Regions from separate parts of the Mus musculus genome. Here all the other regions are linked to region 2. A link is a loop called in an ENCODE intact Hi-C map of the cell type or tissue named here. Cell type or tissue: left cerebral cortex. All regions are shown on one strand.

Evidence for each region. A loop is a pair of places that touch in the nucleus more often than their neighbours do. Peaks named below come from ENCODE experiments on the same cell type or tissue, not always from the same donor. Only the 100,000 strongest peaks of a DNase experiment are listed, where the experiment ranks them.
Region 1: a loop joins it to region 2, with 4 times the contacts of the local background. A loop is called at or near these places in 8 of 42 quality-filtered maps.
Region 3: it touches region 2 in a loop (3-fold over the local background); 19 of 42 quality-filtered maps call a loop at or near these places.

Annotation. Positions count from the first base shown.
Region 1 is chr9:96,814,671-96,822,670 of GRCm38, forward strand. No RefSeq gene overlaps it. Among named protein-coding and RNA genes, the nearest start is that of C430002N11Rik, 53 kb to the left of the region's middle. In left cerebral cortex, CTCF peaks have their summits at 4,084 (motif pointing left), 5,533 (motif pointing right) and 7,966; DNase peaks (open chromatin) are centred at 4,063 and 7,152.
Region 2 is chr9:96,280,905-96,288,904 of GRCm38, forward strand. It overlaps Tfdp2 (transcription factor Dp 2), which reads left to right. Exons shown (of 13, transcript NM_001184706.1): 5 at 6,697-6,818. It overlaps Gm39408 (a long non-coding RNA gene), which reads left to right and starts at 2,589. Exons shown (of 2, transcript XR_871038.1): 1 at 2,589-3,705; 2 at 3,746-4,365. In left cerebral cortex, CTCF peaks have their summits at 781 and 4,218 (motif pointing right); a DNase peak (open chromatin) is centred at 4,214.
Region 3 is chr9:96,487,876-96,495,875 of GRCm38, forward strand. It overlaps Gm28729 (predicted gene 28729), which reads right to left. Exons shown (of 11, transcript NM_001370882.1): 9 at 6,480-6,586; 10 at 4,197-4,309. Among named protein-coding and RNA genes, the nearest start is that of Rnf7, 13 kb to the left of the region's middle. In left cerebral cortex, a CTCF peak has its summit at 4,164 (motif pointing left); a DNase peak (open chromatin) is centred at 4,162.

The DNA.
Region 1 (8,000 bases), 530 kb after region 2:
TAAATATGCTTGGCCCACAGAAAGAGGCAGTATTAGGAGGTGTGGTCTTGTTAAAGGAAGTGTGTCACCTCGGAGGCAGGACTTTGAGGTCTCATATAGATGCTCAAGTCTGGCCCGTGAGACGCAGTATCCTCCTGGCTGCCTTCACATCAGGATGTAGAACTTTTGGTTCTTCCAGCACCAAGTCTGCTGCATGTTGCCTTGCTTCCTGCTGTCATGATAGTGGACTGAACCTCTGAAACTGTAAGCCAGGCCCAATTAAATGCTTGCCTTAATAAGAGTTGCCTTGGTCATGGCGTCTCTTCACAGCAATAATAAAACCTTAACTAAGGAGCTTGCAAGTATTTTGCATTATGTTCTTTGTATCTGTGTTCTTCAGGGATATTGACCTAAAGTTTTTCTTTCTATCATTCCTTTCTTTCTTTTGTCTTTATCTTATTTTAGTGCTAGCATAATACTGGCTTTAAAAAGGAAGTTTGAAGTGGGGTGGTAGTGGTGCACGCCTTTAGTCCCAGCACTGAAGGAGGCAGACACAGACAGATCTCTTTGAGTTCCAGGCCAGCCTGGTCTACAACCAGGGATATATGGAGGAACCCTATCTCAGAACAAAAGAGAAAGTTTGTAAGTTTTAGTTCTATTTCCATTTTATGGACAGGCTTGGAAAGCAGGGCTTATAGTTCTTGTTTTAAGATCTCATAGATGTCTGCTGTGAATACATCTGGACCCGGGGGGTTTGTTGTTGTTGGGAAAGCTCTTACTATTGCTTTGATCTCCTTCCTGGGTCCAGGTCTGTTGAAATGATTGATCTTATCTCGGTTTAACTTGGGTCAGTCAGATGCAGTTAAAAGTTCATTCACTTCTTTAATGTTTTCCAATTTTAAAAGTACGCATTTGTAATTTTCTGGATTTATTTTGTGTCTCTGTTCATTTTTAATTTTATTAATTTGGACCTTCTCTTTTTTCGGCTAATTAATGGTTATTTATTTTGTGAGATTGTACAGTCTATGGCAGTGGAAGGCTTCTAGCCAATGGTAGATATTCAGTAAATGGTAAGTTTTGGTATAACAACCTTTCTGCCATTACCCTTGAACTGTCCACAATTAAAATTTTCTAGTGCTTAATTTGTATGTATAGTCATTATACATATTGGCTGCGAGATCAATAGTCATTGTACAATAACTATGGGGGATTGGTTGCAAGGCAAGTAATCATTATACATATTGGATTGGTTGTAAGATCCTCCATAGCCCAGATGCCACAATGTGATGACGCTCAAATCTCATAGGAGATGGTTTTACATTTGTCTGTAATATATACATGTCCTTCTCTATATTTACATCTCTAGATGACTCTTCCTCTACAGTCTGGATGATAAGCAGTGTTACATTAGGGAATAATGACAAGGAAAAACATCTACATATGCTCAGAAGAAGTGCTCCCCACTCCCAAATATTTTCTCTCCACTGTTGATGGAACTTGAGTGTACGGCTGTGTTTGGCTTCCACAATAAGTAAATAAATGTCCCCATGGTAGAGAAATCTGTGATAAATAAACTCTCCCTTTCCTATAAGTGACTGCAGTTCCCTATCCCTCCAGGTAGATGCCTTGGCACCTAGAATGTGCTCGCCCTCTGCAGTCCCAGGAAGCAGCCTTGGAGGGAACACAGGAAGTTTACAGGGGGTGACTGCTGTAAATGGAGGTGACAAAGCAGATGCTGGACTTTGAAAGTCACAAGGCCTCTGCTGCCCCCACAAGAACTCTGATTTGGGCATGGATCTCTGAGTTATTCCCTGGCTATTGCATTCTTGTTCTGACCAGTCAGTATATGTGGCTGTCCTGGGAAAGAGGTTTGTCCTTTGGCCAATGGTGTTCTCTTTCAGAGCAAGTTCTGGAAAGGCTGAGAGTCCAGTGCTGCCAGCAAGTATAGAAAGCAGTCCTGAAGTGGGGGTTCTGTGTGGCACAGTGCCAACACACCCTCAGCTCTGGTGGAGGGGATTGGGGGAAGGATGTTCACTGTTAGCTCTGTTAGCACCCACTCTTCCTCAGTGTGCTGGCTTGAATTAGATTGTCTCCCATAGGCTAGTATGTTTAAATATGCAGTCCCCAGTTGATGGACCTGTTTGGGAAGGATTAAGCGATGTGGTCTTGTTGGAGGAGTTGTGTCTAGGGGCAAGCTTTGAGATTTGAAAAGCCAGTGGTGAGCTTACTGATTGCCCGGTCTGCCTTCTGTTTGTAGTTCAAGATATGAGTCCTCGGCTGTTGTTATGGCCACCTGCTGCCTGCGACCTCTGCTCCAACATCCTGGAACCTGTGCTGGCTGGTTCTGTGTGTCAACTTGACACAAGCTGCAGTTATCGCAGAGAAAGGAGCCTCCCTTGAGGAAATGCCTCCATGAGATCTAGGTATTTTCAATTAAGGTATTTTCTCAATTAGTGATCAAGGGTGGGAGGTCCCCTTGTGGGTGGTGCTATTCCTGGGCTGGTTGTCCTGGGTCCTGTAAGAGAGCAGGTTGAGCAAGGCAGGGGGAGCAAGCCAGTAAGTAACATCTGTCCATTGCCTCTGCATCAGCTCCTGCTTTCTGTCCTGCTTGAGTTCCAGTCCTGGCTTCCTTTGGTGATGAAGAGCAATGTGGAAAATGTAAGCCGAATAAACCCTTTCCTCCCCACCTTGCTTCTTGGTCATGATGTTTGTGCAGGAATAGAAAGCCTGACTAAGACAAACCCCAAATAAACTCTTCCTTGTGTAAATTACCTTGATCTCAGCAATAGAAAAGTAATTAATGCACTTAAATTGAAGCAGCTTTGACAGGAACAGCAATGTGCCTAATAAACTCACTGCTTCCTTGGAATCAAGGAGCCCCTGTTCTGCCCGTGTGACGTCCGCAGGCATCTGAGATCCTGAGAGCATGCTGGACCCATTTGAAAGGATTGACACATGACTTTATTGCTTAAGCCATGGTGATCAGGTTTGGGTAGCATGAAACCTAACAGTGACCCAGATTGTTCAGGGGACTATTATGCGGTGTCCTGCTTAAGAACATGGTCCTAGCTGTCTCTTGTGACCCAGATGTAGCTGTCTCTTGTGACCCAGATGTAGCTGTCTCTTGTGACCCAGATGTAGCTGTCTCTTGTGACCCAGATGTAGCTGTCTCTTGTGAGACTATGCCGGGGCCTAGCAAACACAGAAGTGGATGCTCACAGTCAGCTAATGGATGGATCACAGGGCTCCCAATGGAGGAGCTAGAGAAAGTACCCAAGGAGCTAAAGGGATCTTCAACCCTATAGGTGGAACAACATTATGAACTAACCAGTACCCCTGAGCTCTTGACTCTAGCTGCATATGTATCAAAAGATGGCCTAGTCGGCCATCACTGGAAAGAGAGGCCCATTGGACACGCAGACTTTGTGTGCCCCGGTACAGGGGAACGCCAGGGCCAAAGGGGGGAAGTGGGTGGGTAGGGGAGTGGGGGTGGGTGGGTAAGGGGGACTTTTGGTATAGCATTGGAAATGTAAATGAGCTAAATACCTAATAAAAAATGGAAAAAAAAAATAAAAAAATAAAAGTAGTAAAAATTTTAAAAAAAAAAAAAAAAAAAAAAAAAAAGAACATGGTCCTAGCCAGGCGGTGGTGCACGCTTTTAATCCCAGCAGAGGCAGGTGGCTCTCTGAGTTTGAAGCCAGCTTGGTCTACAGAGTGAGTTGCAGGATAGCAAGGGCTATACAGAGAAACCTTGTCTTGAAAAACAAAACAAAACAAACAAAACAAACAAAGAGAACATGTTCCTTTAATCCAATTCTGCTTCACACCAGCTAGCTCTGTGAATCACCCAGTCAAACTTTTCTATAAAATGTGAACGATATAATACATTTGTTTTCATGTGTAACTCCTGAGTCACTGGCTTGTTTTACTTTGCCTTAGGCTTTCTCAGATGTTAGCATGGAAAAGCTTGCCTGTGGAAACTCCTCCATGACAGGCAAACAAGGGCAGTTTGTCGACTTCTTAAAACACAAGCGAACCTACTTTTCTATAAGGCAGACCCAACCCTAAAGACCAATAGCTTATTTGATGCTGCCCTCTAGTGGTTGAACACACTATCGCTCGCTACATTGTTTTACTTAAAGAAAAATAAGCCAGGATGGCTGGAATAGTCCCTAACCATTTAGACTTAAATTTGTAACTGCAGCGACCCCCATTTTTAATTTACTGACATCCTTCTCCAAACACAACATCTGGTAGGACTGCTGCAGAGGCCATAGGAAACGCCCCTTACTAAGGCCGCTCAGTCTCTTCCAGGGAATAGAGTGGCCAGAGCCCCTGTGTCTACCTAGGCTGGACTCAAGGCAGACTATTTAGAAAAGCATTCTCCTCTCTTGGAAGACTCACGCAGCCCATGTAGGGAGGCAGGACTCTCACTCGGCTGACACATCTGAAGTCAGCCCCAAGGGTATCCTCCTGCTGAGGGTACCGCAGCCCTGAGGAGTTCTGTTCCTCTTGGTGACCCTTTCCTCACGGATGCTCATCTGTCCCAGCTGTTAGCCAGGCCTCAGCAGCTAGGAGGGCCTGGTCATGCCTGTGTATTCGGCTGATTCCTCATGGACAGATTTGTGACTGAGCTAGCTCCTGGTAGGTGTGAACACAGGGCTACACTCCTGATACTCAGTTGCAAGTCTTGAGCCATGAGGATCGGGCTGGCATCCCACTAGCCACTACTTTACCCTGTGTATCTGCAGCTACATTCTATCTAACACATCAGGGTGACCTACCCAGCCTGGGATGCTGAACCCGCCTCGAGGGGCTTTCTGAAGATTCAGCGAGGCGTGTATCCCCACCTTTCCTGTCCTAGTTCTTGGGTTCTGAAAAAGGGATTTACCGAAGACTTCTTCCAAGTCTAATTCTGCTGAGCCTATGATGAAAGACCTTCGATCAGGTGTTTAGTAGTTTTCTTGGAAAGCCATTTATTATTGCTAATTATTACCACCAGGCCAGCAGCACAGGCCTGTACTCAGGAGGCTGAGGCAGGAGGACCTTGAGGTTACGGTCTGATGGGAGGCTAAGGCCACCTGGGCACATCACTGAGCTCCTCTTTTGAAAGAGGAACACGGTTGTGGATGTGGCTTAGTGGCAGAGTGCTTACCTAGCATGTGCGAGGCCCTGGGTTCGATTCCTGGCACTAAAACGAGTAAACTCTAATTCCAATAGCATATAGTTGAGTTTGTTAAGTCTGTTCAAAGCGAAGCTTGACAAAGAATGCTCAGCCCAGCGTGGTAACGGCCACTTGCAGTTCCAGCACAGGGAGAAAGGAGAGGCAAGGAGCCGAGAAAGGGGCCTGGGGGGGGGGGGCGAGGGGGTAGGGGTCTGTGTATGTGTGTGTGGGGGTGGAACATGAAGTTGAGTAGGAGGCAGAAATGAATCTGGACAAGTTGGAAGATGGGGCTGCATATGGTAAAAAATGTTTTATATGAAATTCTCAAAGAATAAGAATGTTTTTATTTATTTTTGAATTATTTATTTTATTTATATGAGTACACTGTTGCTGTCTTCAGACACACCAGAAGAGGGCATGTGATCCCATTACAGATGGTTGTGAGCCACCATGTGGTTGGTTGCTGGGAATTGAACTCAGGACCTCTGGAAGAGCAGTCAGTGCTCTTAACTGCTGAGCTGTCTCTTCAGCCCTAAAAACGTTTTAAAAACAGCTAAAAAGGGCCGGGCGTGGTGGTGCACACCTTTAATCCCAGCACTCGGGAGGCAGAGACAGGCGGATTTCTGAGTTAGAGGCCAGCCTGGTCTACAGAGTGAGTTCCAGGACAGCAGGGCTATACAGAGAAACCCTGTCTCGAAAAAACAAAACAAAACAAAAAAGCTAAAAAAAAAGTCTGTCATGACACTCTTGAACCTGTACTGACACAAATGTACACACATAAACATGTCACACATAAAAAGATAAATAAAATGTGTTTTAAAAAAGAATATAAAAAGAATATCTATGTTCTATAAAATTTAATTTTTGTTGTTTCTATAAAATATACTAGTCTATTCTGTATTTTATAAAATGAGCTGTCTGTCTCTATCTACACATCTCAAGATGGAAATATCTACAAGACATACTGCTGAAGAAATTAATGAGAAAAACTTCTAAGTTGATGCTAAAGGAAGCAATTTAATAAAAATACATTCTTTAAAAAATTTTTCTAGCACTCAGGAGACAAAGGCAGGTGAATTTCTGTGAGTTTAAGGCCAGCCTGGTTTACAGATCAAGTTCCAGAAACACAGAGAAACCTTATTTCAAAAAACAAAACAAAATTTATCAATCAATTTTATTTTTGTGTTTCCTAGGATGAATATATGTTTACCATTTGTGTGCCTGGTACCCACAGAGGTCAGAGGGTGTCAGATCCCCCAAACCAGAGTTGTGATCATGTGGGTGCTTGGAATTGAACTGAGGTCCTCTGGAAGAGCATCAAGTGCTTATATCCACTAAGCCATCTTGCCAGCCCCCTAAAAAATATACCCTTAAAATCAAGTCCTGGAACAAAAGATCTAGAATGATCTTGTTCCTATTTTTTAATATTTGAACATCCCCATAGAAAATTTCAGAGCCATGTTTGTCCAACAGTTCAAAGTACTGCTTCCAGAAGATGTATATCGAGACATATCTGATGTTGGTCCATTTCCCTATAAAATCCTTAGGCTTTCTAAAATCATTTCTTTTGCATGCTACAATAAGTATCCTGATGCAGGTAGTCTCCAGATAGCTCCAAGTTGAGGGTTGTTTGGTGGGAAGACCACGGCATGCTCAGAGGGTGGAACTTTCACCCCCATCACTCAACCTTCAGAGATGGGAGGGATGTCGTAGTCATATTGATCACCAGTAGCCAAAGACATAATCAATTATGCCTATGCAATGAAATCTTCATAAAAACCTAACAGACAGAGTGTGGAGAGCTGGGCAGCTAGATGCAAGAAATTAATGGACCGTGGCTCAGCAAGACAGTATTGGAAGCTCTGTGCCCCTCCCCCACACCATATACATCTCTTCCTCTGCAGCATCCCTTGTAATAAACTAGTGTTTCCCTAAAGCTCTGTGATGACTCAAGCAAATTGAGCCCAGGGGATGGGTGTGGGTAGACCTAAATTCATGGCCAGTTTGGTCAAGAGGCCCAGGTAAAACCTGCCAACTCAAGCGCAGTCGTGTGTGACAGTTCTGAGTGTTCAACCTGAGGGGTCTGACACCATAGGTACATACGTGTCTCAGGACTGAACCGGAAGGCATCCGGCTGCAGAATCGATTGCTTGTTCTGTGTGGCAGAAAAGCCCATCCACACCCGCCGTCTCAAGTGTATGGAGAGAGCACAGTGGGAGAAACTGAGGCTGAGGCTGAAACTCAGATTGCTTCATCCCTGTAAGGCTGAACTTCACTTTGGAAGCTGTTGCTCGGGATTATTTTCCAGTGTATTTATTCACTTTATGCACACACACACATGCGCACACACACACATATGTATGTAAACATACACTCACACACACACGCACACTCACACACATGCACACACACTCACACACACACATGCACATACACACAAACACACACACATGCACACACATGTATGTAAACATACACTCACACACATACACACACATGTGAACACATGCACATACACATAAACACCACACATACATGCACACACACACACACACACACACACAATGCACACTCACACACGAATAAATACATAAACACAACCTGCTGAGTCCATTTAGGTTGTTAATATATTATGTTTTTAGGGCTGATCACATAGTATTGGACAACCAATTAGAGGACCCATCTCCGGAAAAGATTGGTTTTCCCTCTCTTATTAGTTATTAATTGCTCATAGCTCTTCTAGATATGGTCGTATACCTAATGTATGAACATGTGAGCAAGCATACTGGTGTTTTTGATGCCATGGCCAACAAAGAACTCCCCCTACCGTTCTGTCTCCACCATGGCAGATTATATC
Region 2 (8,000 bases):
TGAACAGTGAGCCACCATGTGGTTGTTGGGAATTGAACTCAGGACCTCTGGAAGAACAGTCAGTGCTCTTAACCACTGAGCCATCTCTCCAGCCTGACTCATCAGCTCCTTAAAGTCTTGTTTCTTGTGCCCTTCCCTTTTAAAACTCTTGGAAGCTAGATATTTCAAAAAAGGTGCTCAGAAGGTTGATATACTTGCTGCCCAGCCTGTGATCTAAGATCCATTCCTGGAACTTACATGGTTGAAAGGAGAGACCCAACTCCTGAGAGTTGTCTTCTGATGTCCATATTCTGTGGCATGCAGGCAGCTCCTCCCCCCCACCCCGTCAACCCCTCCCCCCCACCCCGTCAACCCCTCCCCCCCTTTAAAAGTCCTTATGAAAAGAATTTTCATTGGTTGTAAAAACTAATTTAGATTTACTTTTATTTGTGTGTATACATGTGTATCTGTGTGAGTGTGTGACCTACATCATGTGGCAGTCTCCTTGGAGGCTGGAAGAGGCATTGGACCACTGGAGTGGAGTTAAAGATGTTGCTGAGAGCCCACTTTGGGTCTTCTGGAAGAGCAGCAAGTAACTGCTGAGCCATCCTTCAACCTGGGAAGCTAGCTTAGCAATGCTTGCTTTAGTATGGCTTTTCACTCCTGGCTATTTTAGTTCAGAAGAAGAGAAACTACTACACACTTAGTGAAAACAAAAATGTCACAGCAATTGAACATAATACTTGATAACTATGAAAATTCCTTTTCCGAGTAAATACGTTTTCAGCTGTTCTACCCATAGATGGCAGCAGTCCTTCAACTGTGTTGTTGGAGGGATGCTTAGTTGCTCTTGATTCTTCCTAGCCTAACTAATCAGTCGTCCTAGAAATGACAGGCAAGATTAAAGAGATCTAAGGTTTGGAGTATGAAGAATAGTTGATTCTAAAATTTAAAATGGCTTTTCCTTTTCTTAGCTGAATGTTAGAAGTATGTTTACACTTACATATTAATTTATTTTCATATGTGTACATGTCTGTCCAAATAAGGTAAAAGGCACGTGTGGAGCTCAGACAACTCCAATAGTCATTTCTCTCCTACCATGTGCGTTTTCAGGGATTAAACTCTCTCAGGTCATTAGGCTTGGTGGCAAGCACCTTTACCCAACATGGCCTTCTTGCCAATGTAGAGGTATATATAATTTTTTTTAATATACATATATATTTTTATTAGGTATTTTCCTCCTAGAGGTATATTTTTAATTCTTACTTAAATTTGGAACTTCAAAATTATGGTTCAAGGAGGTAAAGTATGCTTTGACTCATTATCTATGTAACTTATTTTCTGCACTGGGGGTAGATTGAGTTTTTCTTTCGTTTTTGGTTTTGTTATTTGTTTTGTCTTGGTTTTGCTTGCTTTGAGATGAGGTGTTGCTCTGTTACCCAGGCTGGGAGTTCCTGGGCTGAAGCTCTTCCCCTGCCTCAGCCGCCTATGCAGCTGGTATCAGGGGCTGCACGTCCATGTCTACCTTTTCTTTTCTTCTGGTTTTGAGACAGAGTCTCAGTATGTAGACTGGGCTGCCTTGAACTCACAGAGATCCCCCTGCCTGTGCCTCTAGTGTTAGGATTGAATGTGTGTGGCAGCATACCCAGCATTTGTTTTGATTCTTAGTAATATTGTTATTATCCTAGTTTTAAAGAATATGCATTTTGAATTTGCAGTACAGATTCTTTTCTACTCCATTACAGAATCTAATCTACAGATTCAACCTCTCTGGTTTGTCCACTCAGAAAATGTTAAAATCTCAGGACATGTGGGCAGAGGCAGACAAATCTCTGTGAATTCGAGTCTAGCCTGACCTGCATAGCAAATTCCAGCCAGAGAGAGAGAGAGGGAGAGGGAGGGAGAGAGAGGGAAGTTGGGAGGGAGGGAGGGAGGGAGGGAGGGAGGGAGGGAGAGAGAGAGAGAGAGAGAGAGAGAATGTCAAGAAACTGCTGTGTAAAATGTGACAATTTGATATTGAGAAGTAAAATAAATTTTGCTAATTAATATCCAGTGTTATTCTCAATAAAGAAACTTGTTTTTTCTTATGTTTTCTTTCTCATCCTCTTTCAAAGTCTTTTATATCAGTAACACTAAGCTCCAGGCTTCTAATAACAGAAAATAATTCTTCAGTAACAATGCTGTACAAGTGAGACATAGAGTACTTAGGATAGTCTTGTGAAGATTCCTCTTGTAGGAGCAGAGCAGTAAAGAAGCTGATGGAATACTCCAGTTAATTAACTAATAAGCTCGTACCTAACATGACCATAAGTTTGATGGACTAACTATTCACTTGGATTTCTTAATTAACATGAACAGTTTATAATAGCATCTTTAAAAAACTAGAACTTAATATTGCATTTTGAAGCATTGCATAGATACAACACCTTAAACAAGAGTTGAAACATATATTCATAGTATGTTGTAATGAAATATAGCCTTAATCTGTATCAATATACAAAATCCAAACCAAATGTAAATTTTTTTTTTTTTTGAGACAGGGTTTCTCTGTGTAGCCCTGGCTGTCCTGGAACTCACTCTGTAGACCAGGCTGGCCTCGAACTCAGAAATCCACCTGCCTCTGCCTCCAAGTGCTGGGATTAAAGGCGTGCGCCACCACGCCCGGCTCCCAAATGTAAAATATTTGGTTCGTTAATATTCTTTGGTCTAAAAGTAGATTCAACAATCTACCCCTTTATCCTATTATTTCTAACTTCTCTCTCTTTCTCTAACACTAGATAGGAGAGAGAGAGACGGACAGAGGAAAGAAACAGAAATCCCTGAATCTAACCTCTCTGACCAAGACCACTAATAATCCTCCCACTGAGTAACCAAATCCACCCACATCAATTTTTGGGAATGAGATGCCATTCTCTTAAAATTGCTTCCTGCAATCTGGGGGTGTCAGCCCCTTTTAGGAGTCTGTATAAAATTGGGACATGGCCAGTCTCAAGAAAGCTAGCTGTAACATTTGTTGTCCAGTCCCTCTGTGATGGGAAAGTGCAGGGCTTAAATGAAGTCCTGACTGTTTGGCTGGAAGTAGCAGGATGCTGGAATAAATATGTCTCAGCATCCTTCTCAGCGTCCTTCAGGGTGAGTCTTGTCAGGGCCGCTCTAACATCACTGGGGTTTGGTTGTTTGTCTCTGTGAACCTACAAGCTTTTAACTGTAATACACATTTTTGCATGAATGCATGTTTGGCATGTTAAAGGTGATTCTTTGAGCAGGCAAAAGTTAGTTTGAACTATATAACCAACCTGTAATACAAATTTTCATCGATGCCATTTGAAGGATGGCATGTAATAATTCCTGAAGATTCTGTAGCCAACAAGATCTGTTGGCTTTACAGAGACACTGTCATGTGTCAGCCTGTCTCAGAAATGTTCCCACGTCCAGAGGCAGCACAAACTTTACCTGTTTTATTCTTCTTGGTTTCTCCCATCCTGCTATAGGCTATAGGCAGGATGGGACCTTCAGGAGGTCTGTCAGATCTAATCTTTATTATGATGGAACCCCTAGCTTTTCTTCTGTTAAAACCAAGGCAAAACCTCTTCTCTAACGTAACGTATTTCCTACCTTCCATTAAAGACATCCTTATAATATATAGGTTGGTTTATTTCCATTAAAGACATCCATATAATATATAGGTTGGTTTATTTCCATTAAAGACATCCTTATAATATATAGGTTGGTTTATTTCCATTAAAGACATCCTTATAATATATAGGTTGGTTTATTTCGGCAATTTTTCCCCATAGCCCAATGTCTCTCAGTAGCTCTTGTGTTTTACTCCTTTGAAGTATAGCTAAATCCTTTCACAATTGTCCAACTTGTAGGATTATGAGATATGCCAGTAATATATTTTCTGCCATAATATCTAAAATATCGTATTCTAAGAATACATATATTAAAGTACCATCAACTTTAGTCTGTAAAGGATTTCCAAGATAGCCACCATCTCTAATAAATGTGCAGTCTCACAATCAGCCTTTTTAGAATTCAAGGCAGAAACATCAAAATCTTGACTACCAATTGTTTGATGTATTAAAATATATACATATATTAATTCTCCAAACTCTATAAAATGAAATATATAATCTATTGTATGACATTGTTCTGAACATAATCTTTATTCTTAACTCAGCATAGTCTCTTTATTTAGGAATTTAATAGGTTGGCATTCTGCAATCTTGTCACAAGGTGGCTCTGTAGGCTTTGGATTGGGTTCCTCCAAAGATCCTTTTTCTGAGAGGATTTTACAATCCGTTTATTATTATTGCTAACACTGGCATTTAATATTTCAATCTTTTCCATTTGTAAGTTTGCTTTCTTTTGATTTTTAAAAAAGGGATATATAAAATTGCAATTATTATTGAAAAATAATTATTTGTATGCTGATAAGTGATGGGGTCTAGATGCATTGTGTCATTGTGTTTTCCATTTTTTAACGCAGGAGACATTTTTCTTTTTAATCTTTCTCTTCTTAATGACTTTCCAAGTATCTTATGAAGTCTGTTGAGTTTTCAGTTTTTCTATTTCCATGTATCTGTAGCTGGTGCCTGCCAAGTCTCCCAGCCACTCAGCTAACTCTTTGCACTGGCTGTTAGCTTCTTGTTCCACCCCTTTGGTCAGTCCCTCTCTTTGTCTGACTCCGAACTGCTTCAGGCTGTGTTTTCCCCACTGGCTGCCTAGCTCTCGTTTTCATGCTTTCCAACCCTTCTCTGGAACCCTGTTGTGCTTGGGAGATGCTCTGAGGCTCCAGTACCCGCCAGCTGAGTTAGCTCATGGGCCTCCTCTTAAAAGAGCCTCTCAGGCTAGGAAACTGCTCCAGGAGGTGTGTGGAAACACAGGGGTTTTTCTCAGGCTCTAAGTCTGGATTCTCAGAAGCCAAAAGGGGTGTTCAGCCAGATACAGAGGTTGATGATAAATGACTGTCAAAAATACTCCAATATCATTTTGGCTCTCTATCTGTAACATTCTAACTCTCCACTGACTTGAAATTCTGAAGTTCAGATCAGTACAGAAGGTACATTTGGCCTCGCCTCCCCTCCCCTCCCCGCCTCCCCTCCCCTCCCCTCCCCCCTCCCCTCCTCTCCCCTCCCCTCCCCCCCTCCCCTCCCCTCCCCTCCCCTCTCCCCTTTCCCCTCCCCTCCCCTCCCCCCTCCCCTCCCCTCCCCTTCCCTCCCCTCCCCTCTCCTCTCCTCTCCTCTCCTCTCCTCTCCTCTCTTTTTTTAAAAGATTTATTTATTTATTATATGTAAGTACACTGTAGCTGTTTTCAGACATGCCAGAAGAAGATATCAGATCTTGTTAGGATAGTTGTGAGCCACCATGTGGTTGCTGGGATTTGAACTCAGGACCTTCGGAAGAGCAGTCAGTGCTCTTAACTGCTGAGCTATCTCTCCAGGCCCCATTTGGCTTTTTCAAGGAACTTAGATTTTGCATCGTATAACAATCCAGATTGTATAGTGGTTTTGTATGTATATTGAGTTCTGAAGATCTACTTTACTGTTCTCCTAGGTCACATAAATCAGGCTCTACTACAATTGTAGACTCAATTTCAAATGAAGCTTTTGTTTCCCTCTTATGGGTACCGGTTGGAGGGTTTACTTGCTTGCTTTTAGTATAGTGTCTCATTTGGTGGCCCTAATTGGCTTCAAACTTGCTAACATCCTCCTACTTCTGCCTCCCAAGTACTAGGATTAAAAGCTGATTTGTGTACGGGCATGTTACATACATGTGTGCTTGAAGGCCAGGAACATGCATCAGTTACCTTGCTATATTCTCTGCTAATTTGAATGCATGAGGCAGGGCATCTCCCTGAACTTGGAGCATGCATATTTTCAGCTATACTAGAAGCACTAACAGTTCCTCTCTCCCTAATTCCCTCAGAACTGGGCTTACAGGTAAGTATGCATGGTGTGCCCAGCTTATTATTTGATGGGATTCAAACTCCTGACCTTACAGCTACACAGCAAGCACTCTTAACCAGGGTGCCATCTTTCCAGCTCCCAAAGTGCTTACCACGTAGGAAAAAAGCTGTTCATTTTTCTGACAGTAAGAAATTGTCAGTTGTCAGGTTAATCCTCAATTGCTGATCACTTACTTGAATCTACACTGTGACATCATGTCAGGAGTCAGGGTACTGCTGTTCTAAGATGCTAAGATAGAATTAAACCAAAGATACTAGTGATTGCTTAGATGATCATCATTAAGAGCTCTTGACGGCACTTCTTCCCCACATGTTAGCCAAAAGCATCCTGTCTGTCTGTCTATTATATGGGTCTTTTACCTGCATTTGTGTCTATGCACCATTTGTGTACCTGATGCCTGAAGAGGCCAGAAGAGAGCACTGGACCCGTGGAATTGGAGTGGGTGAATTACGGGTGGTTGTGAGCTGCCATCACCATGTGGGTACAGAGAATCAAAACCAGGTCTTCTGGAAGAGCAGCCAGTGCTCTTAACTCCATCTCCAGCTCCCCCTTCCTTTTTAAAAAGTTGCCTTTTAAATATATATGCTTATTTTTTTGAGACAGGGTCTCACTATGTAGCCCTAGCTGGCCTGGAATTCTAGATCAGACTAGCCTCAGGCTCACAGAAATCCTCCTGCCTCTGCTTCCCCAGGGCTGGAATTAAAGGCTTGAATAAAATTTTATTTTCTTGTTACCAACTTTACAGATTATAAGCACACCGCAGAGAATTGCCAATTCAGGAAGTGTTCTGATTGGGAATCCATATACCCCTGCACCCGCAATGGTCACTCAGACTCACATAGCTGAGGCTGCTGGCTGGGTTCCCAGGTAAGAGTGTCAGAAATTACTGTTTCTAAGCCTCCCACCCCCTTACTAGCTTGCTGTCTTATCTTCTTCCTACTCCCTCTTTTTACATTTTACATGTATTTATTTTGTAAATGTGCACACATAATACAATGGAGTCTGTGTGGAAGTTAGAGGAGAACTTTGAGAGTCAGTTCTCTGTCCATTGTGTGAGTCCTAGAGATCAAGCTTAGTTTCCCCATCTTGCCATCAGGTGCCTCTATCTGTCATCTCACCACCCAGAGATGTAATTATGTATATGTGTGTATGTAGGGGGTGGAGTATGTGACCAAGGGTACAGGTGCCGGCTGAGTCTAGAAAAGAGCATTGGCTCCCTGGAACTGGAGTTACAGGCGCTTGTGATCCACCTAACGCTAATGCTGGAAACTAGGGAACTGCGGTCCCTAAGAAATCTGCATGGACTCTTAACAGCAGAGCTGTCTCTCCAGAAGGTTCTTTTGGTTTTTGTTTTTGTTTTTCCGAGACAGGGTTTCTCTGTGTAGCCCTGGCTGTCCTGGAACTCACTTTATAGACCAGGCTGGCCTCGAACTCAGAAATCCCCCTGCCTCTGCCTCCCGAGTGCTGGGATTAAAGACAAGTGCTACCACGCCGGCTTTTTTTTTTTTTTTTTTTTTTTTGGTTTTCTGAGGCAGGGTTTCTCTGAGTAGCCATGATTGTCCTGGAACGCACACTGTAGACCAGGCTGGCCTCGAACTTAGAAATCCACCTGCCTATGCCACTTGAGTTACTGGGATTAAAGGCATGAGCCACCACTGCCCCGCCAGAAGTTCTTTTTTCAAAGTTTTGTGTCTGTGTGTGTGATGTATGTGTTTATGTTTGCATGAGCATATGTATTTGTGAATATACATGTGTGTGTGTATATACACATATGAAGGCCAGAGGTTGACATGGGGTGTCTACATTGATTGTTTGCCATTGTATTTACTAAGGGGTAGTTTTTTCTTGAAGTCAACTTGCTGATTTGGCTAATCTACCTCACCAGTTTGCCCCAATAATCCCCTAACTTGGACTCTAGAGTAAATGCTGGAATTACAGGCAGGTCACCCTAAAGACATACCTTTTATGTGAGTGCTAGGGTGTGGTCCTTGGGTTTGCATGGCAAGTGTCTTATACTCTGAGCCTTTTCTCCAGCCCTGTGTTCTCTTG
Region 3 (8,000 bases), 210 kb after region 2:
CTGTTAGACCTTCTGTGTTTGTATTCCTCTGTTTTGTGTAAGAATCCAGTAACCTCTTTGTACCTAGCTGGTGTGTCACCCAGCTTCCTTATTGTCTTCTGTATAAAAGGTTTGATGCTCGATTTGACAAATTACATTCAGATTCTACACAACCTCTCCTGTGTGCATCTGTCTGTCATTCCATCCCACTCTTTGCCCACCTGCCCCAGAGACCCGTTCCACGCAGACAAAGGGATACAGAGGGTCTGCGGCATCCCTGAAAACACCGTATCATAAAAGGACAAAGACCTTTGAGAGATGATCAAGGTAGCACATCTGAATATGTCTGGTCTTACTTATTTATTCATTTATTTATCTCTACATGTACATATTCAAGTGGTCTGGGTGTACATGTGCGTATATATGTCAGCTGTAATTCCCCGGGATCTATCTACCTTGATGAGTTTTTAGGTTCTCTGAGATTTCGTTCAGTACATTTTGATCATATCCATTCCTTCCCCCAACTCCTTTCAGGTCCATTCTTCTTCCCTATCCACTTATGGGAACCCGTTTCTTATGGGAACCCGTTTCTTTTTTTTTTTTTTTTTTTTAAGATTTATTTATTTATTATATGTAAGTACACTGTAGCTGTCTTCAGACACTCCAGAAGAGGGAGTCAGATCTTGTTACGGATGGTTGTGAGCCACCATGTGGTTGCTGGGATTTGAACTCTGGACCTTCGGAAGAGCAGTCGGGTGCTCTAACCCACTGAGCCATCTCACCAGCCCGGGAACCCGTTTCTTATGGGAACCCATTTCTTATGGGAACCCATTTCTTATGGGAACCCGTTTCTTATGGGAACCCGTTTCTGCTGCCTGCATACTCTTGGGTGTGGGGCCATCCATTGGAACACGGTCCACTTACCAGGGGCCACACCTTTAAAGAAAACCGGCTCACTTATTCACAGGTTCTTGGCCCCAGTCATGGTGCCAAGCATGGGACTCATCTTGTTGGGTGGGCTTTAAGTCCAATCACTCACTCCCATGACACTTGTGGGTATGTCTTGCCATTATCATAGCTGGGAAGGTTCACAGCTGAGTGAGAGTGATGACTGCTCTGTCGTCCAGTAGGGATAATACCTCTGGGCCAGTACTAGCTTGATTTCTCCAAGTTCTAATGACTCAAATAAAGTGATGTTGTCAGCAACAGGGTCTTATGATCGAGCTCTGGAGGGCAACTAATAATCCATAACACTGAGGGTCTATGGGAGTTCCCTGGCCAATGACTCCAAAAGTAACCTTTTTGGGCACTGGACTTTGTGTTTGTTGTCTGTGGTGTCTGGGGACATTGTTGGCCCATTATAGAGTTAGTCCGTTTAAACTCTTTATATATGTATATGAATATATTTTAGGAAACTTCTAGGAGGTTTTTAAATACGACTTTTCCAAAAGTCCTTTGGTGTTAGTGATCCTCCTCATGTTCTCTCCTCTACCCCGTCCTCCCATCCCCAGTCCCTACCCTCCCCCCCCTCTGAGACAGAGTACCTCACTAGGACCAGGCTAGGCTCACTGTCCAGGGAGCCCCAGGAAGCTTCTGTCTCCACCTCCCCAGCTCTGGGATTATAAGTGACACCACTTTCTTTCTTTTTTTTTTTTTCTTTTTGGTTTTTTTTTGAGACAGGGTTTCTCTGTGTAGCCCTGGCTGTCCTGGAACTCACTTTATAGACCAGGCTGGCCTCGAACTCAGAAACCCACCTGCCTCTGCCTCCCGAGTGCTGGGATTAAAGGCGTGTGCCACCACGCCTGGCGATACCACTTTCTCTATGTAGTCTCCTGACTATCCTAGACCTTGCTCTGTAGACCAGACTGGCCTCAAACTCACAGAGATCCTTCTGCCTCTACCTCCCGAGTGCTAGGACTAAATAAAGGTGTATGTCGCCAACACCACGCTGGCTCTGACTGGTTTTAAAACAATGAGCCTTTCTCATCTCATTTATTTGGATTTCTGAGGCTCAGTCTGGGACTTCCTAAGTGGATGAGGGTTGTGTAGTTTTGTTACTTGGCAGTCTTAACGCTGTGGGAGGAAGGTCTGATTGAGACTGTTGAGTGTCCTGGTGGTATACAGGAATTTTCTGTTCTCTGGTAAGTCAGCAAAAAGCAATTAAGAGGGCTGGAGAGATGGCTCAATGCTTAAGAGCACTGACTGCTCTTCCAGAGGTCCTGAGTTCAAATCCCAGCAACCACATGGTGGCTCACAACCATCCATCATGGGGTTTGATGCCCTCTTCTGGAGTGTCTGAAGACAGCTACAGTGTACTTACATATAATAAATCTTTTTTTAAAAAAAGCAATTAAGAAAGAGAGAGGTCAGAGCAAAACGCACAGCTGTAATCCCAGCACAAGGGAGGCAGGAGCAGGTAGGTTTCTATGAGCTGGGGGGGTGGGGAGGGAAGGGGGAGAGAAAGAAAGGAAGAGAGAGAGAGAGAGAGAACAGGGCAATGATATTCATCTTAATGCATTTAATTGGTGTTATCGATTTTAATTGTGTTTAATTAGTGTTTTTATTGGGGTGCTTCTATTACTTCGGAGAACTCAGAAGTCTCTCATCAATGCACTTAGCACCTGTCCTGAGACATTGCGCAGCACACATTGCCCTAAGTTTCTTTATGAGGGATAACGACCTTTTCTAGATCTGGGCTAATAAAACAAAATACATAGGCAGTGGCTCTTTAAAATGAGCAGAGGTCAGAAACATAGCCATGAGTTGTAAGAGCAAATGACTTCCAGCTAGCTTTGGGTGGGATACAGCTGCAAACTAGTTATACTTTCCAGCAATTCAAAAGCAAAGCCCGGAGCAACACTTCCTACTGAGCTGGCTAATGTTGGTTTACCCAATAAACGTGACTACTCAGAGGACAGCAAACGCAGGCAGGCAGCAGTGTCTGTGACATTCATTCCGTCACGGGCTTGACACCTGCCTGCATGCCCTGCTTTTTGTGTTCCGACCTGACGGCTGGTGCCCGGGTTGGCTTAGTGGGTTTGCGCTGCCGGCATTTAGAGTCTCTCTAGCTCCTCATCCTCTCTCTCTCTCTACAACTGTGGACTACTTCTGTTTTAGTTTTTGAGGCAGTTTCACATTGTGTACCAGATTGGCCTGAACTCACTAGATAGCCCAGGCTGGCCTTGAACTTGTGGCAATTCTCTTGCCTCAGCGTCTCAAGTAATATTAGGATGATGGTATGAGCCACTATGTTCTGGGTCAGAAATAGTTGTGTTTAAAAAATACATAAAGAAGAAAACAAAGCAAAACAAAACAACAACAACATCAACAACAAAAAAGGCATGGTAGCTCACGCCTGTAATCTCAAGGAGACAAAGGATTGCCAGAAGTTTAAGCCCAGTCTGCCAGTCTGATATACAGAGTAAGACCAAGCCTCAAAACTAACTAACTAAATAGACGACACACATACAAGCCCGGGTGGGGAGAATATTTACTCATTGGATGGTAGTAACAATGCTGATATTTTGGTGTACAGCAGTCTAGGTTTTTGTTTTTGCTTTTTTAAGATTTATTTATTATTATACATAAGTACACTGTAGCTGTCTTTGGACGCACCAGAAGAGGGCATCAGATTTCATTACAGGTGGTTGTGAGCCACCATGTGGTTGCTGGGATTTGAACTCAGGACTTCTGGAAGAGCAGTCAGTGCTCTTACCTCCTGAGCCATCTCGCCAGCCCGCAGTCTAGGTTTTTAAATGCATGTGCACACTTCTAAATTTCTGTATCAAAAGTCCTCTACCTATTACTTGTAAACAGCTCATTTCGTAACAGTGCTATTAAATATTTGCCCCATTAAAAAAGAAAGTTCAGTTTTACGCAGTGGAGAGTAAGCATATGCAAATCCTCTTCTTCCTCCGGGCAGCCCTGGCACCTAAGAGCAGACATGAGGCTCCTGGCAGACCCGCAGCAGGCCTGCAGGAACACGAATTCAGCAGGGCAGAGGAGCTGAGGCAGTTTTCACTAATGTTTGAGAGATGATGTTGTCTTACTGCTTGCCTCGTGACACAGCCATCATCCGTTTGACTGTGGGTTAGGGGAGGATGGCCTAGACCCTAAACTCTGGGATCGAAGGCGCCATTAATTTCCACTGAGGCCCACGCTTCATCTTGCGCCCCCTGGTGGCTGCTACTCAACTGTGCAGACGCTGAAGATTTTACCTTTTTCTTCTTTTTACGCCTCCTATTAGATTTCTTGCTAAGTTTCCAGATAGATCTGAAGGTGTCCGAAGAGATCCGGGGAGTGACTGTAACTTTTAAGGGTGGTAGTTTACCTGGGCAGAGAGAATAAGCAAGAATGAGGAGAACGGCTAACGCTGTTCAGGGCTGCTCGGATGGTCCGAATTCCATCATTAGAGTTGGCTCCTTGCTAAAGCCGGGCATGGTTGGTACTCATCTGCAGTCTTTGGACTCCAGAGGCTGAAGCAGGAAGACTAGCCTCAATTACATACAAACATATATAGCCAGCTCAAGGTCACCCTGGGCTACAGAGATCCTGTCTCAAAAAAAAAAAAAAAAAAAAAAATCAAGACCTCAACTAGAGGAAGAGGAGAAGATGAGGGAGGGAAAGAAAAAGGCATAAGCAAACCAAACTCACTTGTTACCAAGTAAGTAAGTTATTCTGATTTCGTGAAAGGAGAATTAGAAATTGTTGACTTGCAAATAAATGGTAGGAAGAGAGAAAACACTGGAAGAACATTATTTTTTATAATTAGTGTTTCCATTGTCTTTTAAGGTTTAAAACGATGCCTTTAGGGTTAAAGTCCAAGTGAGTCACCCTGTAAAATCTTAGCAGCTACCCCCCCTTTTTTTGAAGACTCTTCACTGTGTTCAAACATAATTAAAGTGCTCCGTCAGAAACAGCCCATAATGACTCTAGCTCATGACATACACGCATTAAGGCTACTCACGATGCACACTTAGACTAAGTTTCAAAACTGCTGATTTCCTAAGCCATAGATTGCTTTTTAATGCTGTTTAAATGAGTACTTTCATTTTCAGGTGGGCGCGCCATAATTAGCCTCTCATTTATGTAAATTGAGCCATTTACTAAGCGTGGAAGACGTTTTCCATCCCAGAGAGGTACTGAGTGAAAAATCACTTCCCATCCTGTCACCAGAGGCTGTCTGTCCTTACGCTCCCTGCACTAATGCTGTGGAGATTGCCAGCAGCCCAATAATGGGTTTTTACTACCAGGTAGGATGAAGGGGTGGCGTCGGCACCAGGAAAACCAAAGCGCTTATCGCACTTACAGTCAGGTTTAACAGAATTATCCTGCTGGACCTCATGCCTGCTCTAATGGAACAAGAAGTGGGTGTTCTGTTCCTCTAAAAGAAAAGGATAATTGAAAAAAAAATCTTAGAGTCATTTAATTGGTCATTAAAGATGCATGGCTTTGGTTTGAGGTGGAGCAGCACAGCAGACCACACTCCTGTGACCCTCTTTTACAACACTGCCGGGGAAGGAAAAATGTGACCTCTGACCTTTTTACTGGAGAAATGACAGCATGCTGGCGCTGCTGAACTCTCCCCCACTCAGCCTGACCCAGAACTGAGTCCTCCTCCCTCTCACTTTAAAATCTGTCCATGTCTTACATCAAGCTGCATTGAAAATGGCATTTCTTGCTCTCCCCTGTAGAAGCAGCTAGAAGAGCTGTCACCAGTTCTGGCGATGCATACTAAAAGAGAGGCTAGGGGTGGTCACTGTTAAGTGACCTCCCTTCTCTCCTTTTCGAAGGGTTACACGGCCATAGGACACTCAGCACTGCCTGCCAGCTAGAGCCAGACTTAGAGACTTAGACTTCAGTGACTTAGAAGTTCCCTGTGATCCTTGCTCATGTGCTACCTCCTCCTCCCCTCCGTCCCTCCCCTTCTCCCCCCTTCTTCTCCCCCTCCCCCACACTCTTCATGGTATCCTTAGATAGCCCAGGATGGCCTCCAACGTGAAAGGCTCCAGTCTCAGCTCTCCAGTGTGGCTCAACTATGGTCTTAGCATGGTTGTTACTTCCGTTTTACAGTTGATTTTTGTACTTTAGGTTGGGTTGAGAGGAGACTAGAGAACAGGAGAAAACTTTCTTGGAGAATAAGAAAGAAAAAAAAAAACCCAAAAGCAACAGAGAAAAAATTCATAAAAAGCGAAAACAAACAAACAAACAAACAAACAAACAAAAAAACAGTAAAACCCAGCTGCGCTGGGAGGCATGCTGTAAACCAGCTACTTCAGAGGCTGTGAGTAGATTGCCTAGAAATCATTACTCAAATGATCCAAGGGTACACACAGCATTGCAAACGTTCTTGAGCTCTGTACGAGTCTCAGCATGTTGGCACAGTGGTAGCTAGCCTGCGACAATTCACAGATGAGATTTCTTATTTAAACACCAAGAGACAACAACATCGAGACACTTGCGACTGGTTCAGGGCCTGAGGGAAGGGCATGAAACCTCACCCGTCTTCCTGACTCTCAGTGCTTCCAGGATGTCCACTGCAGCCGTTTCTCCCAGGACATTGTTCCCAAGGTCCATCTCTCTTAAGTGAGTTGAGTATTTGATCAAGCTGCAAAGAGAAAAGGATGAAACGAAAAGGCTTTGAGCCCAGCACGGCTCACGGTCCCTCAAAGGAAGGCAACCCTAATTTCAGAAAATTACCTCCATCTTATAAGACTTCATAGTCATTTATACTTTATATACCAGTAAGAAGTCAAAGCAAAGCTGGGCGTGGTGGCACACGCCTTTAATCCAAGCACTTGGGAGGCAGAGGCAGGCAGATTTCTGAGTTCGAGGCCAGCCTGGTCTACAGAGTGAGTTCCAGGACAGCCAGGGCTACACAGAGAAACCCTGTCTCAAAAAAATCAAAAATAAATAAATAAATACATAAATAAAAGAAGCCAAAGCAATGGGAGAGATTGACAAGGACTTGATAACTTTCAGTCTGTCAAATAAATGACAACTCTGACCTGGTGATCTTTATTTATTTATTTATTTTTGGTATAGGGTCTCTACGTAGTCCAGGCTGTCCTAGAACTTGCTCTGTAGACCAGGCTGGCCTCAAACTCATAGAGATCATCCCGCCTCTGCCTCCTAAATCCTGGGATGTCAGGCTTACCAGGCAACATTATAAACAGACAAATATTTTCACATACAATTAAGAAAGGCAAGTCTGAGAATAAAGACTTTGAAATCCAATGGATCTAGCTTTGTGAAAATAAAACCATTATTCTTCTCCTACCCAACAACTCTGGGCTGATTCTCCTTAGTTATCTGAGATCAGCCGAGACCAGGAATGTTAAGGATGTGGTGGCTGTTGGATTTTCCTGATTTCTTGGTAGGTCATTGAAGATCCTGGTGGTGTTCTGTTGGCTGGTTTTCAGGAGTCCTTGGCTCACCTCTGCCCTTTCCTTGATCATGAGATCATGAGCAAGCCATGGGCCCTTGTGGACCTCACTTTCTGTCTGTAACCTGGCCTGAGAGGGGCTGTGTGACCTGTCTTGGAGGTTGCAGTGAAGACAGAGCAGTCATTTCCTGAAGGCACATTCAGTACCACAGGGACTGAAGGAAAGTTAACTGATGCTCTGATATAAATTATAATGTTATCATCAAGAGATCACTCCTGAATTGTTAACGCCTATGAGGGCTTGACCTTTCGCTTCGGGTTAACTCAACTTTAACATTGACTCTGCTGCTCAGTCTACACACTCTCCGCTGACTTGGTGGATGGAACTGAAGCCAGCCCTATGTAGCACTACCAGACTCTTCCTAGCTCTCAAGGAAGTCATGTGTCGAGGACTCTAACACCTTCAGCTTCCAGATCTATCCATGTTCTTCAGACTAGATGGATTAAAACAGGATACTGGGGCTGGAGAGATGGCTCAGTGGTTAAGAGCGCTTGTTGCTCTTGCAGAGGACTCAGGTGCAGTTCCTAGCTCCTACTTGCTGGCTCACAAGCATATGTAATCCCCCTGTTCCTGGGG